Regions from separate parts of the Mus musculus genome. Here region 2 is linked to region 1. The links are chromatin loops, found by intact Hi-C in ENCODE. Cell type or tissue: left cerebral cortex. All regions are shown on one strand.

Region 1 (8,000 bases):
TCCACACGTAAGATCCGATCATACAGCTTCCCCTCCGTCACTGCAGCACGGTACAGACGCTCCACAAAGACCGGGGCAAACTCATTCACATCATTGACCCGAACATGCACGGTTGCCCTGCACGCATAGGAGCAGAATCGATATGGAAGCCTTAGCCAGCTTCGAGCACTGAGGAAACTGCAATCAGGAATCCTGATTGGGAATGAGGGCAGGAGGGGGCCAGTCTACTCCTGAGACTGCTCATCCCCACTCCACAGGATACTGGGCTGTACATAACAGATAGAAAACCATACAAGGGAGAGGGCTCAAGGAAAGGAAGAATGGTATGGGGGAGAGGGAACAAGCCCCGGAGAATATCAGAAGCCATGTTGGTGATTTTTGTCCAGAAGGCAACATAGGAGGAGGAGGAGGACGGATAGGTTCAGCGTACCTCCAATCCCTTTCAACTGCCCTCTCTGTCTATCCACGTGCTCCACAACATAGCTCTGAGTGTATCTGCGAGCCCTCACTAGGATGCCAAGGTGAGGGGAAAGGCAACAAACTAAAATATATTTCAAAATAAAATTCAAAAGGTCCCTGACTTAGCAAAAGTCTGATCTTACAGAAGAAATGAAAAAGACACAGACAAAAAAAAAAAAAGTTAAAACCAGCCATCAAGGAAGCGGTGTTTGACTAGAATTCCTTTGTCTGAACTGAGTAGTTCACCAGCCTAAACTGTACATGTCAGTCGGGACCCTTCCCAGGCCAACAGAGCCAGGTCTAGGAACGTCATTCTATACCTTGCCTCTAGCCAAGAGCCAGGCTCTGAGGCTCAGAGACAAAGATCTTCTCTCTAAATGGGAAACTAAGTCACAAAGACCTTCTGATCTCCGCTGCCTCTCAGTGATCCAGGATTCCTTACTGCTGAGCTTTCCACCATTCTCAAGTGAGAAGTTAGCTAGTAACAGATGTTGGTGTCTGAGGCCCAGTCTTCCTCTATGGAGAAACCATCCCCTACCCTCCCTGGCCCCTCCAAGCCGTGTGTTGCAAGTGGACCAGAGGAGGTACTTGGAATGGGTCTGGCTGCATGTAGAATTTGCTTGTCCATCACAATGCCCCTGTGCTCTGCAGCAGGTGCAAAGGTGCAGGCTTTTTATACAAACCACCTCCTATAATACACCCAGTAACATCTCTACCCCATAGACAAGGAAAAGCAAGTTCAGAAAGGCTAAGTACATTGCCCTAGGTTGCAAAAGGCAAAGTGGGGTGAGATGTCATGGAACTCTTGTGTCTGTCTGCCTGTGACCTTGACTAGAGATCCCTACACTCTATGAATAGCAGGGGTGGGGTGACATTCAGTTAGTATGGTCAAGGACTAAGAGCACTATTTTTATGTTAGAACAAACAGTAGTCAGTTGACAAGTGAGAAAGAAGAAAATAGATGCTATTACTCATGATTATCAGTAACTTTGCAATAGTAAATTTAGGGCTGGAGATATAGCCCATTGGTAGTGTTTCCTGGGTGTAGGTGAGGTCATAGGTTCCACCCCCAGATTTGGGTTGGTCTATCCTGCAATGACTGAACTTGCTCAACTGAGCATCATAGTATCACCTAGCAAAGGAGAGCCCTGTCTCTGGGAAAGCATTGTTGAAGGAGGGAGAAGGGTCCCATAACAGATAGATAGCCTTCCTCACTTGTGAGACTTCTTGGTATTGGTGCCATCGGGTCCCTCGCCACAGTCATAAGCCTGAATGGTAAAAGTGTGTTCCTTCTGGGCCTCACAGTCCACGGGCTCCTTAGCCCGGATCAGCCCTTCACCCGTTGCCTTGTCCAGGATCACAGCCTCGAAGGGTACCCCAGATCCATGGAGCCGGAAGCCGCAGATCTCACCTGGCAAGGCAGGAAAAGATGTGAGGACCCCATGACCAGCCCGCAGACTCTTTGGCTGGGTTGTGCCCAGTTATACATCTCCCCCCAAACTCCAGACCTACTCTTGATGACATGAAATATCAATGACATCCAATTTCCCTGAGCAACAAGCAGGTCTAAGGTCTGTAAAATCTAATAATGTGTTTAATCCCTGGCTGCTCAACTCTGACATGCTCCATTGCACCTTAGGTTCTTCAGCGCAGCCCATTCTCCTCCTCACACCCCCTTCCTCTGATGCTTTCCCTGGGCTTGTGCCCACCTTCCCATTGCTCCAGCTCCTATGACCTCTCACCCCTCCCTTCTCTTCTGCCTTCCCACCCACTTTCTCAATCCTGCCAGTTACCTGCATAGCGCAGTGGAGCATCTTTATCCAAGGCAAAGAGTGGTGGGTTCAACAGGACCGTGTTGTCATTCTCCATGACAATGCCCTGGTACTCTGCCTCGATCCATGGCTTGTGCTTGTTGGCTGGCCCCACCCCAGGAAGAAGAGAGAAAGTGAGCTGACCATCCACTCCCAGGATGCTGCCCTTGTTAACCCTGCACCCAATAGCGACCCCTTTTTCATGCCTTGCCACCTTGCCGGAGGGAGAAGGATGAGCTACAGAAGGAACCAGCAACTCTCGTAGGAGGTCACAGCCTTCTATAACTGGAGAGACAGTTTCATGGCAACTACCTTCCTGTGGGGAAGGGACTACTGTCTCTCCCTGAGAATCATGGTTAGGGGTAGAGAATCTCCTATAAGGTCTTTTTTTGCCGTAGCAAATGGTGATGGGAACCTCAGGAAACAATGGTGAGCCCTCGGAAGGTCTTGAGAAAGGACGGGAAGGATGAACTGAGAGTTAAGACTTGGGGCAAGAGTAGAGCCCAGTTTCCTGAAATCTCAGTCGTTTACCCCCTTTCTACCCCTTCTCCCACCTGCTGGATTTCAACCCTTCACCCTATACTTCTCCAGATCGGGCCCAGACTTCAGACCGCTCTCCCAGAAAAGGAGAAAGGAAAGAAGGCAATTATATAGGACAGCAGGAGGGGGCAGAGGGGAAGGGATAGAAGATAGAAATCAGCGCTGTGCCTGGACCCATCCTAAGGGATTATGGAGCTGGCCTAGAAACACAGCAAATCCCTCCCTTCCCATCCCCACACCCAAGAGAATACAATCATAACCGGTACATTCTAGGTCCTCTCGGGATCTCCACACCCCGTGCTCCCCCACAGACCTGTCTGAACCCTAATTTTGCCTATTCCACATCACACTGTCTCCTACCAGACTCCTCTCAAGGAGGGTCTCTTCCCCAGGATCAACTTCCTTCAAGCTCTCGAGATGTCATAGGGAAAACATACATCCCTAGAACCAACCTCCACCACTTGCTCCACCTAACTCCACTATGCCCCCCATCCATGTTCCCAAAGGCAGACATGGAGAGGGGAGGATAGATCATCAGAGAGAAACTGAGTCACCAGAGGGCTCTCACCCCAGTGTCTCATGATGAGCAAGAAATTTTGATTTCTGTCCATTCCCATAACCACAGCCCAACCAACATCCTGGTATCTGCAGGCCTCTCCATTTCGTGGGGATGACCACCGTAACCCTCTCCCTTAATGAAGGCCTCGAGATGGTGTATGGGAGGCCGAGCAGGAAGTGAGAAGAAGCCTGAGAGCCAGGAGGACCACCCTGAGGTAGGAGCTCCAGCCAGACATGGGAGACAGCAGACAGAAGAGCAGAGGGTACCAAGGGCCGAGCCAGGCACCCTACAACCCTGTCTTTATGCCCTTACCAAATGAGCCCTCCTTCCTACCCCTGTCTTATGTCTACCTGCTGCCCTATATCCGTTCTTCATCCCTTCTTTGCTTCCTGGCTCTTCCTTGATTTCCTCCTCCCCCACTTCTCTCCTTTCCTCCTTCTGCCTCTACCTTCCTCCTTTCTGATCCACTTCTTATTCCCACTCCTCACCTCCCCTTCCCTCCTCAGATTCCCTTCTCACCTCCTTCCTGGAGCACCCCTCCACACACACCCTTTTCTTCCCTTTTCAGACTTTCTCTGTCCCCTCTACCTACCTGAACCCTCGGCCCCTGGCCCCAACCTCCCCTTCCCTCTGACAGTCTCACCCAGTTGAATTTATCTGCTCTCTGCCAGAGAGGGCAGCTGTGGTAACCCACAACCCAGCGGATGCAGGCAGAAGGGTATGGATGCAGAGAGACACGAAAATACATACGTGCTCGGAATTACTGAGCTGCGGTACACAGTTTCTCCCCAGGAAGGGATGAAGACAGCCAGATGGATCTGCCACACACCCTTAGTATGCATGAACACCCAGTGAAACGGAACCTGAGGGAATGTCACCCTCGGGGAGCAAGTCCCTTTGAGACAGGAGGTATCTACCAGCATGGAAGGGTTGGGGGAGGGGGCAGAGAGACCCCAGGTGGGAACAGATATACAAGCAGGATGTTAGGCAAGCACATGTAGAGATGGACCAGCGAGGAGGAGCTGGCCCTTGGAAGTGAGAGCCAGTCTGAAAAAAGGATGGAAAGGGGGTGGTGAGAAAGGAAAGGACACCTGTCTCGGACACCAGAGAGCCTGAACATCCCCTTCCCTCCTTACCCCCATATTGCTCAGCCTGACGCCCCAGTTCAGAGGCTCCCATCCCCGTCTATCTCACCTTTGTTGCCAGAGCTGATTTGAAGCAGAGAGGCCAGCAAAAGGGACACCAGCAGGAGGGTCATGGTGCGGTGCTAAGCACGCCAGGCCAGGCGTTCCTATCCCCTGGGAGCCTCAAGCCTGCTAATGCCACCTTGGGGGAGAAATGCAGAGACTACGAGGGAAGGGCAGGGGGACAAGATCGGAAAGGAGCCTGCCGACCACTCTAGTCCATATAGCAGATGTGTTCAGACCCGCTGGGTGGCTGAGATGGGGGACTTGCAGTAGCTTCTCTCTTCAGTCTCCAGCCCAGCGTCCTCACTCTCGCTTGCTCTCTCTATCTCTCTCTCACTCCCACCCCATCCCCGCTACTGCAGGATGACGTCAGCACAGCCAGGCAAGGATTGATGGGGCCGCTGGCCAATTAGAAGACTGAGGGCACCAGGTGCTGCAAGGGGGGGTAGGGAACCAATGCGACTGGGGAGCAGGGGCGGGAGAATGTGTTAGGGCTTTTTCCCCTGGCTGCAGTTTGGGGGAGCAGAGGAACTGCGGGGGCTAGAGAGGAAGCAGGAAAGCCATGGAGTGGGTAGAAGATACGAAGGATATCAGAAGACCTAGCCGAAAGGCAGGAGGTAGGGTGAGACAGAGACGTCAAGAGCCTTGGGGGTGGCCAAGAGAGGCAGTATCCACGTCACCCACCCCCAATTCTGCATTAACCTCTTTCCACAGCCCATTCCATTAGCTAGTCCCTGCTGCGTGCTTTCTGGAAACCTGGAGGCAAAACCTCGAGTAGGAAATTCTAGCATTTCAGTTCCAACTCAGGGCCCTGTGGGCGACAGCGGAGGGCCAGAAAAACCTAACGGACAGATAGACAGACAAAAAAAAAAAAAAACAACAACAACAACAAAAAAAAAAACCTATGACAAGAGCCCTAGGTGAGGAAGAGGAAGGACTCCCGGCAGCCCTTTCCACACACGCTCCTGGAAGGGCAGTTCATCTGCATCTGAGATCGTCTTTTCTTACTGCTTACAGTCCCTGATTTCCCCACCTTAAACTGTGATCGAGCTGCCCCACATCATTGGTCAGTTTGGGAGGCAAGTGGGCAGCTGCAGACATGGTACACAATGATTTCAATATCCTCCAAGCCGTTAGGATGTGCCTTGGCTGAGGGCTGATGGTATCCAGGACTCGGAACTGAGAGGGAAACCCTGGGTCCCAAATCAAAGAGTATAAAATCTTCAGCCTTCCCTTGAACTCATCCCTCACTGATGGTCATTTCCTCTGCCTCCCCAAACATGCCCCAGAAGACCAAGAACACCCGTTTAAGAACCATATTCAGCCAATGGTAAGGGGGCAGGGGAAGAGCTGTGAAGGCCTAGAGTCCAGGCCTTTAGTACTGTGGCTCCTGTCTCCTGTGGCGGTCCTCACTCCCAACTCACACCTCTGAATGCCCCCTCCCTCCCCTTCCTCTCAGTCTAAGAATAAAGCCAGAACTCACAGCTGCTCCACACACTGCCTGCCACAGCAGCCTCCAGTGGAAGCCCGTCCCTCGGGGTTCCCAAACCTGACCGAAATGACTCGGAGGCCAAGACTGACACTCAGAAAGCTCAAGTTCTGAATGACAGACAGCTCTAAGGTCATTCCACAGAAAAAGCTGAAGCCAGGAATGACTTTGTTAAGTCTCAGTCGCTCCAGGGCTACACACAGCAGACCAGAGCCCATCACTGCAGCGGGGCAGAGTGGGGCTGCATCTCTTTATATATATATATATATATATATTCTAAATAATTTATTTTAAAAATGTATTCAAGGCCTTATAATCTTGGAATTTCTTGGGGTTTTAGGCTTTAGACTTTTTTTTTTCAATTTTTTTTATTAGGTATTTTCCTCATTTACATTTTCAATGCTATCCCAAAGGTCCCCCATACCCACTCCCCAATCCCCTACCCACCCACTCCCCCTTTTTGGCCCTGGCGTTCCCCTGTACTGGGGCATATAAAGTTTGCAAGTCCAATGGGCCTCTCTTTGCAGTGATGGCCGACTAGGCCATCTTTTGATACATATGCAGCTAAAGACAAGAGCTCCTGGGTACTGGTTAGTTCATATTGTTGTTCCACCTATAGGGTTGCAGTTCCCTTTAGCTCCTTGGGTAATTTCTCTAGCTCCTCCATTAGGGGCCGTGTGACCCATGAAGCTGCATCTCTTACTGCAGCAAGGAACCAGCCCTACTAAAGCCCTGGTTAGCTGGGTCTTCCCACACTGTGTGTGGGGACTGACTTGAAGTCTGTGAGCCTCCTTTTCCAGACAGCCCCCTTGACTCCCCAGTCTACTCCTGTCTACACTGGGAACAATGTCTCCCTCCCAACCTGTCCCAAAAGAACTTGGAACACTACCTAGATGTCCTAAGTAAGAACTTCACCCTTCCAGACCCTTCCTCCCACTCTCTTCCTCTTCCAGGTCCCACTGAGAAGCCATGTTGGAGTGGGACAACATTGGAACCTGTTGGCTTAGCATGCATTTCCCTGCCTCTCACTCACAGTCTTGACAGAGCTATGGCAGGCAGGAAGCAACTGGCTGGACATGAGAGCCCTTACTAAGTCTCGGGCCCCACAGACATCAGTGGTCCAAGAAAGGTAGTGTTGCTAGGGCTCGGGGGAGACAAGGAGATCAGCCACCAGTAGAACCGCATAGTGATGAAGATTCCCAGCACCTTCTGGAACTACTTTATGGAACCCAAGGTGGGAGCAGAGTTTGAGGAGGGTCTAAGTTTTGTGGATGGGTGACAGTGCTGGGTCCCTTTCCCCTGCATTGACAGGGCACAGGGCAGATGAGCCAGAACAGTGACTCCTCCAGCCCAAGCCAAGGACAATGACCACCAAAGCAGGACATACATGGTGGTCCCAAATAACAAACCATAATACGTCTCTGGGACCAACAAACTCTTATGCTCCCCAACTCCTTCCTACTTCTTCCTTACCCATTCTATGTCTTTAATAGAATAATTTATTTAGTTTGTCTTCTCTTAAATATTTTTATGTGGATGAATGTTGTCCTGCATGGATCTATGCCCCACTGGGTCCCCTGGAACTGGAGTTGCAGACAGTCATGGGCTACCACGTAGGTGCTGGGGATTGAACACACGTCCTTTGGAAGAGCAGAAAGTGCACTTAACTGCTGAGCCATCTCCCCAGTCTCTTCCTTGCCCCTTTGCATCATCAGTCACAGGAATACAAAGTACAGGCCAATGAGCCCACATGTGTTCATCCTGAAGCCTGTGGCACTGGGTTTGCCTGAGTCTCTCTCACTTTGTCTCCTCGGTCGCATCTCCCCACACTTTTCCTGCTTCTCCTTTGCAGACAGAGTCCCCTGCTAATTAACCCTGACACCAGGGCCCCCACAGGACTTGGTTCCTGGCTTTCTTTCTCTTGCCTGTACAGTGTGAGCTAAGTCAACTGCTCC
Region 2 (8,000 bases), 48 kb before region 1:
GCCCCAAAGACACACATTGGGCTAAGACTCTTAAGCGTGTGGCCTGGCTGAACAGAGTAACAGCTCCGTCCACAGAGTTATTCCCAGTGACACCTAAGGAGAAACCTAGACAACAGACTGTCAAACTGTCCACTGTGCTCCTATCTGTAGATCAGCGCTGCCCCCAACCCGGGCCAGAGGCACTTCTCTGCAGTGTCAGAGTGCTGAGACTAAGGGACCGTCGCACACTCAGCACTAAACGGGACGTCTCGCTCACCCCACCTTGCCAAAGGGGATGTCTCAGAAGAGTGAGTGGAAAGAATGTGGGAACCAGAGGCTGGAGTGGGGTGCTGTGAGACTTACTGTTAACATGTATAAAATGCCTAAGAAAAATAAAAAGATATTCTACTTAAAAAAAAAAAAAATGAACCAGGTGTGGTGTCGCACACCTTTATCCAGCACTTGGGAGGCAGAGGCAGGCAGATTTCTGAGCTCGAGGCCAGCCTGGTCTACAGCCAGGGCTATACAGAAGAACCCTGTCTCGAAAAACCAGAAAAAAAAAAATTGGGCTGGAGAGATCACTTAGTGGTTAAGAGCACTGACTGCTCTTCCAGAGGTCCTGAGTTCAATTCCCAGCAACCACACAGTGGCTCACAACCACCTGTAATGGGATCTGATGCCCTCTACTGGTGTGTCTGAAGAGAGCAACAGTGTACTCAGAAATAAAATAAATAAATCTTTAAAAAGAAAAAACATTAAAACCAAAAACCAAGTCACTCACAATGCTGCTTTATCTTAAGCAAGTCATAAACTCAGTATTCTTATCTAGAAAATGGTCCTAAAAACAACAGCTAGAACTTGGGATCTTGCAGAGATAAGTAAACAACACATTCAATGCACTTAACACAGAGAAGCTGATATTATTTCTATTGTTACAGATGATCTTTACCCTCAAAGACCATCCATAAAGAAATTAGTTTCTAAAACCCATACAGATACAAAGTTCTGAAGACTGAAGTCTCTTACGTGAAATGATATATTTACATATAACCCACAAAAATCCTCCCATTATTCTGACATCTCTAGATGACTTATAATACCCTATATAATGTAAATGTTACATATATAGCAATTATATCAATTAGGAAATAGTGAATACACACACACACACACACACACACACACACACACACACACATGGCCAGGCATAGTGGTTCATACTTGTAGTCCCAACATTCAGGAGGCGAGGGCAGGAAGATCTCAGTTACACTGGAATTTGGAGGACAGTCTGGACTACAGAGATCCTGTCTAAAAACTCAAAGAGCATGTATACGTTTAGTGCAGACATACATTTTCCATTTTCTATCCACAGTTTGTTCAATCTACAAATGAAAAGCCAATATATATACAGGCAGCCTAGCCAGACTTCAGGGTTCTGAACTCCACAATCAATTTTCTCAGACCCCAGTCCTACTCAAGATGGTTGAATTGCCAGAGTCCTAGGTGCCGAGATGAATACTGCTCTCTTCCTGGGCTACCCATCCAATCTCTAGCTCCTCTCCACTAGACTTAAGCAGTCAAGTTACTGATAAAGAGGCAGATCTAATCTCTCATTCATATTCTCTCTCTCCCTCTCCACCCCCTCTCTTTTTTTTCCAACCAAACCCACTTTTCTCTTTATTATGTTTTGATTACCTACAATTGTTATAAGAAGTCACATTTAACATCCTACAGAAATGAATCAAGAAACTAGAAAAGTCATTAGTAGCGAAAATCACCTTCCATCCCAAGAGGAATCAGGACGCCCAGCAACACAGGACATGTAAATGCTCCCTAACAACTACTACAGATGTCCCCACAAGCCTCACCTGTAACTTCGGCGATGAATTCTTGGGACCAGTCGGTCTCATTATAATCTTGAGCTACATCCACAGCATCTCCAGCTGCAAGAAACTCCTGGGCCCAATTCTCAGACAAGGCCAAATCTGCCACACCAGGGGCTTAAAAGAGACAAGAGAAGACTAAGAAAAAAAGAAAACAGGTTCCTTCACACTCACTCATGGGCAACACCTCCTTTTTCTCCTCAGCATCTCAGTCCCCCGATGCCAGCAAAACCCAAGGATGGAAGCCCTCTGGCCTCTTCCCGTCTTACCAGGCCCTGAACCCACCTCTCTGAGGAGCCTGGCGAAAGTTTGACTGTTCAATCTCCTGCATCTCTGCCAGGAGGTCATCCATCTTGAAGGTCTGAGGGGCTCGGGATACAAGAGTTGCATTCTGGTCCTGCAGGAATTCTGACACCAACTATTACAGAGAGATGGTCGGATGAACATTAGGATCAGAGGGCCTCAGCCAGAGGCAGGGCCCACTGATGTTGGACAGAGAAACGAAAACTGGAGATAAATAAAGAAAAAAAAAAATCTATCTGTAAATTTGGAAACCAGAAAAATACCCCAAAAAGTAGACGAAAACATTGGCAGGCAATCTCATTTGGTAAAGAGAGTTCAAAGACTGAAGTATGAGTGGACTGATTTAAAAAAAAAAAAAAATCACCACAACCCCCCCCCCCAAAAAAAAAAAAAGACAGAAAAGAAACTTGCTCTGTTTACCTCGTCTTCAGTTCCTACTCCCAAAGGCTTGGAAACCTAAGATAAGAAGGAAAGAGACAATAGCAGGCTACAACCCAACTCTAACTCTACTGCTTAGGTGGCCTGAGGCAAGTCAAGAGCCTTCACAAAGCCTCAGCTTCTTTGTCTATAAAATAGTAGTCCTTGTCTGTGTAAAGCCGCACAAGGCTCACTCCAGTGTTACTGAATGGTGACTGCTATTACTTTAACACAGAGAAAGCAGCTGTCAGGTGGAAGAAATAGGCTCTCCTAGAACACTCACGGTCTCTGCTGCTGAGGCTCCCGGAGGCCAGGGGCCAGGCCTCAGTCCCTCCTGCCGAAGGGCCTTGTCCTGGGTGAAATGGGTGGCCAGCTTCATCAGCGGGTTGGCACCCCCACATTCGCCCTCCACCAGCTCCCGCATTGCCATGGTGACCAGCAGCTTCCCTGATGGACAGAAGATTAGAACTGTGGTCGGGAAGCCAGACTTTCCCAACGCACGCCTCAGGCCCTATCTAGAGCAGATGGGCCCACGACGGCTCCACAAGGGCCAGGCCCCCGGGGCCACCCCCCGAGGTGTGTCTGGAGTCCAAGAGGAGGCTGTGTCCTGCCTTCCCACTCGAAACGCTGCTTTCGGCTCGGGCTTCCCCTCCAGCGGACGGCAGCTCAGACACCACCCGCCAACAGCAGCTCTACAAAAGGGCCTGGACCCCTGGGGAGCACGGGGAGCGCATCATAAACACGGCTAGACCCGAACTCTAACCTGACGAGGGACAGCGGGGACGCCTTCCACCGTACACCGGGACCCACACCCCCGGTCAGGCGCCAGCTGCGGGTCCCGATCCCAGCTCGTGTCACCTGAGCCCCCTCCCCGGCCGCGCCCGTCCCCGCCCAGCGCCCCGCGCCCCCAGCCCCGTCGCCCCAGCCTCGACCCCGTCCCACGAGGCCACCGCAGCGGCGGGGACTTACGGGCCTCGACCCCGCGCCCCCAGGCTCCAATGCTCGCCGTCGCGGGCCGCACCGTCCGACCGGCCGAGGCACCCGGAGTGGGCTGGGGGAAGGGAGGGGGCGGGAGCAAGGGGGCGGGACTCGGCCTTAAAGGGGCCGGGACGGCGGCGCTGCGGCCCAGCTCAACGGAAACGGGTAAAGGGGCGGGGCCTCAAGCTTGCGCAGCGTGATGGGCGGAGCCGAGATCCTTAAAGGAGACAGTCCTGGACAGTTGGATTGGGGAAACCTGCAGTAGTCCCTAGAACGCCAGGATTTATTAGTGGAAAACTCAGAGGACTGGAGCTAGAAGAGGCCTCTCTGGCTTTGGAGAAAAACCAAGGTTTCAGGTTCCACGGTTCAGCTCTCTTTCCTGGTTCTCCTGCACCTCTAAATCGCCCAAACTGAGCCCGGGAGATTTCGGAGGTCAAATCTATGACCTGCTTCGGCCTCCTAGGCCTGACCCCCCTTCCAACAGACGCTCCTTCAGGACAGCGTCACAGCCTCCAAGGAGACAGGGGCCTGCCTCTACCATCTCTGCGTAATGAAGAAAATAGCTCCGGATGATGACAAATTCTGGTGACTAAAATAGGGTCCAACGCATTTTGAGACCTCAATCCTGTAATGGATGGGGAGAGTGCTGTGAGTCACTCCTCTCTCCTCTTTCCTACTGGTCAAGGTCACGATGGCCTGATTCCCTGCAGCTCCAAGTTGGGGAAACGTGGCAAGGAATACCTTTGATCAGGGAATATGAACCTAAGCCTCAGGCTCCACCATCTGCCAGAGAAATGGCTCGGGTGCCAGACCTCAAGGTCACACTGGAAAGCAAACCTTGATAGCTCACCTAGGTCCAAGACCGACGGACTCCTTGACGTCCTGAGAAGGGGAGGGGTTCAGAGTGCTGGTAGGTGGGCTAGGAGGAAACTGGTTCTAGAAAGGCCTGACGTACGTCCCAACCCGGGGTGCGGGAGAAGCAGGTAGTCTGTAGGTGGCGCCCTGGGGCAGGCTTGGTTCTTTGCTGCCCTGATGATTTCAAAGGTAGCCTTCCTCAGGGAACACAGGCAGTGTAAATTCGTCCCTGGGAAAATAGAAATTGCCCTTATAACTGCAGTGGTTGAACAAGGCAGAATATTGTGCAATGTTTCTGTCTTTAGTACACTGTCAGTATCTTTCAGAGGCCCTAACACACACACATACACCCATTCTCCTTGACCACAAATTTCATCCCTGTCCACTGTTTCCAGGCTGCCATTGTAAAGAAAAAAACACCTAGCAACGAATAAACTAAACCACACCAAGGAGGAAAGGATGCCATCTTGGAAGATGAATATGTTAAAACAGGAGAATCTCTGGAGAAAGCAGTGTTTAAGGAAAGCATATGATGGTTTGAATTTCTGGTCATGGGGAAATGGGAGAGCATCTCCCAGAAGCATTCAAAACGCATCACACACATAACCTCCTACTCTGCTAGGAGGTTAGTAACTGATTAGCAGGAATTTACCATGCCAAGATCTTGGGAGAATAATTGAGATAATAACCGATGCTTATGAAATGCATGTTAACCCCCAGGTGTTGCCTTAAGCACTTGGTGAGCATTAGCACTTTTAATCATAATCTTCATAATACTCCTATGAGAAAGCTATTACTAACCTCCTTTTACAAATAAGACTTGCACAAAAATCAAATAGCTAGGAAGTCAGAATCGATGCAAGCAGTTGGCAGCGTGGCTCAGTGGTAGAGGTGTTTATACACAGGCCTAAGGGCCTGAATTTAATCCCTTGGGCCCACAAAGTAGCAGAAAAGTTATTTCCCCTGAGAGTTGTGTACACACACACACCACACATACATCGTATACCGCACACAAATTTAAACAGTGCAAGCACCAGACACCTACAGCCCTGCATCCCAGACTTGGAGAAGTCTTCCTTGTAGACCTTAAAGACCTTTGATATAAGCCAAAGACTTCTTCACAATGCCTGGCCCACAGTCCCAGGGGAAAGGCTAAATTAAGTTATGTGGGTGCTTAATATTTATAATTAGCTCATTAAAGTTTTAAATATGAAACCATATCTTCTTCATCTAAGTTCAAAGTTAAAATCATATTTTACCCATAAAATAAGAAGTTATAAAATAAAGGTAAACATTCCTTAATATTTAGCCAATTCAAGAGGAATAGGCTGAAATCCTCTAATTTTCAGACCCAAGTTACATCACCACAGGCTTGATTTAAACATTTTTCAAATACTGACTTATATGATCCACTTCATAACTATTAATGTCAAGGCATCCCTGTTTAACAGGCGAGGGAACCGAGACAAAAACTGTTGGATCTTGCCTGGGACTGTGATATGGGTTTTAAAAGCTGGGACTTGCATCTAGGCCATTAGCATCAAGCTTTGTAAAGAGCCAATCAATGAACACGTTTGGATCTACACTGTCTGTCCCTGCTTCTCTGTCATTTCACAATAGGGCCATAGAACAAGCATGGCGGTATTCCAGTCAAAGTTCTTGTGAGCAATGAAGATACTGCTTCATTTAACTTCCACGATAAACCATTCTTATAACTTTATTTCAATTGCTTTAAGGGGGGGGACCCCACATGCCCAGCTTTTAGACTGTACGAAAACAGGGCACAGGCTCCGTCGTGCTTTGCTGGCCTCTGACCTAGATAGCCCAGTTCCTGGATCTTATTTTTCACTGTGTAACCAGACTCAAGCTTGCTGCAATTCCCAAGCCTCCACATCCTGTATGCTAGGATCGTGGACATGAGCTGCTGTGCCTGGCTTCAATGGAGAGGGGCATTATGGTGGTTCTCATGTAGCCCAGGCAGGCCTTGAATTCCCGGTCCTAGTTCTCCCTTCTGAGTGCTGGTATTACACACGTGTGACACCACACCCCTTGCTGAGATGAGCTCTGTCCCTGCCGGGATCCCTAGGCTGATTTCCTGACCAATAATGAAATCCACTTCTAGCTTATAACTTAACCAATTTTGTCAATTCTGTGTTCTTTAAGTGCAATTTACATTTACACAATTTCACTTGAACAAACAAATTTCTTTGTACGTTTTCAAGTCCACATTCTTTTCTCTTGGAGGGGGATGCTTTAGTTTGTTCTTGTTCTTGTTCTTACTGTTGTTCTTGTTTTTAAGACCAGAATCCATCAAGACATAGTAGTGCACAACTTTAATCCCAGTACTTGGGATGCAGAGGCAGGCAGATCTCTGAGTCAAAAAAAAAAAAAAAAAAAAAAAAAAAAAAAAAAAAAAAAAAGAAAGAAAGAAAGAAAGAAAGAAAGAGAGAGAGAGAAAACAAGAAAAGAAAAAAAGAATGAGGATCCAAACCCCCTCCCTGGGGTTGCTATACAAGAAATTGTGAACCAAGGTCTTCACACAGGCACATTTGGAAGGGTATCTTCTTTTAATTCAGTTGAGGTAAAAGTCTTACATAGTACTCAGAATCTCATATCACACTGCAAAAAATGTTCAGGTATCAATCAAAGTTCCCTCACTTACCAAGACCCCCGAACATCTCAGGCTGGACCGTATCAACATAAGCGCCCAGTTCTGAGATGACAGAGGCATTAGCGTTATTTTAGGGTACTTATCATTTAAGAAAAAGCTTCATTACCACAAAGGGGAGTTAATTGAGTGAGGAAAAGAAATCAGCAGAAAGGGCAGAGTGGAAGTGGGGGACACTGGGGCCAAATAAGAACAAAATATAGTGATATTTGTACAGAAAAAATATCACAATGACAACCTATTTCTTTAAATGCTAATCAAATAGTTCTAAAATGTTTCATTGAGCAATTATAAATCCTTCTGAATCGACAAAACACACAGAGCCAGGCTGGGAATACAGCTCAGTGGTAGGCCACTTGCCGAGTATGTGCCAGGAGCAGCAAGAAGTCCCCATGCCCAAGGCTCAAAGTTCATTTCAAACATTAAAAATTACAGATCCCCAGCAAAGACACAGAAGATATATTTTTAAAATACTGCTGCCAAACCATATCTGTTACCTCACCACTCGAAACAGCCAATGACTCAAATACAGGTTGTAGGGCCAAGGAAAAAGATTTACCTGAAAGCCATCAAAACTAAAGATGGACCGTATGACCGACAAAGACTCTCTGGAAAACTAAGGTGTCTTACCCTGTTTTAACAGGGCCAGGGGATGGGGAAGGAATTGGTACAATAGTAGAGAAAGAGCCGGTGACTAGAGGCTTTTAGGCAAAGCTCACTGGCCTGAAATAGGATAGTCTTAATTACCTATATCTTGGTGTCATCAGCCCTGGAGGGGAGCAGAGAGCTTAGGGAGGTTTAGGTCAAATTAATCTTATAGTTCCAGAGAAGACATTTCTGACGTGGTTAATAGGATGTGAGCAGAGTTGAACAGAGATCTGACCCAAAGGTTAAGGTAGCCAAGGGGAACATTGGTA

Evidence for each region. Peaks named below come from ENCODE experiments on the same cell type or tissue, not always from the same donor. Only the 100,000 strongest peaks of a DNase experiment are listed, where the experiment ranks them.
Region 2: a loop joins it to region 1, with 3 times the contacts of the local background. A loop is called at or near these places in 5 of 42 quality-filtered maps.

The regions. Positions count from the first base shown.
Region 1 is chr6:124,459,858-124,467,857 of GRCm38, forward strand. Clstn3 (calsyntenin 3) reads right to left here and starts at 4,927. Exons shown (of 18, transcript NM_153508.4): 1 at 4,564-4,927; 2 at 2,253-2,375; 3 at 1,675-1,870; 4 at 1-117. The coding sequence starts at 4,627. In left cerebral cortex, no CTCF peak of the experiment used is centred here; DNase peaks (open chromatin) are centred at 4,266, 5,039, 5,712 and 5,958; H3K4me3 peaks cover 3,851 bases; H3K27ac peaks cover 2,763 bases.
Region 2 is chr6:124,411,422-124,419,421 of GRCm38, forward strand. It overlaps Pex5 (peroxisomal biogenesis factor 5), which reads right to left and starts at 3,646. Exons shown (of 16, transcript NM_001277805.1): 1 at 3,552-3,646; 2 at 2,866-3,029; 3 at 2,586-2,621; 4 at 2,148-2,280; 5 at 1,848-1,979. The coding sequence starts at 3,012. It overlaps D830015G05Rik (a long non-coding RNA gene), which reads left to right and starts at 3,651. Exons shown (of 4, transcript XR_378022.4): 1 at 3,651-4,470. In left cerebral cortex, CTCF peaks have their summits at 690 (motif pointing left) and 4,554 (motif pointing right); DNase peaks (open chromatin) are centred at 2,849, 3,076, 3,757, 4,124 and 1 more place; H3K4me3 peaks cover 2,582 bases; H3K27ac peaks cover 2,712 bases.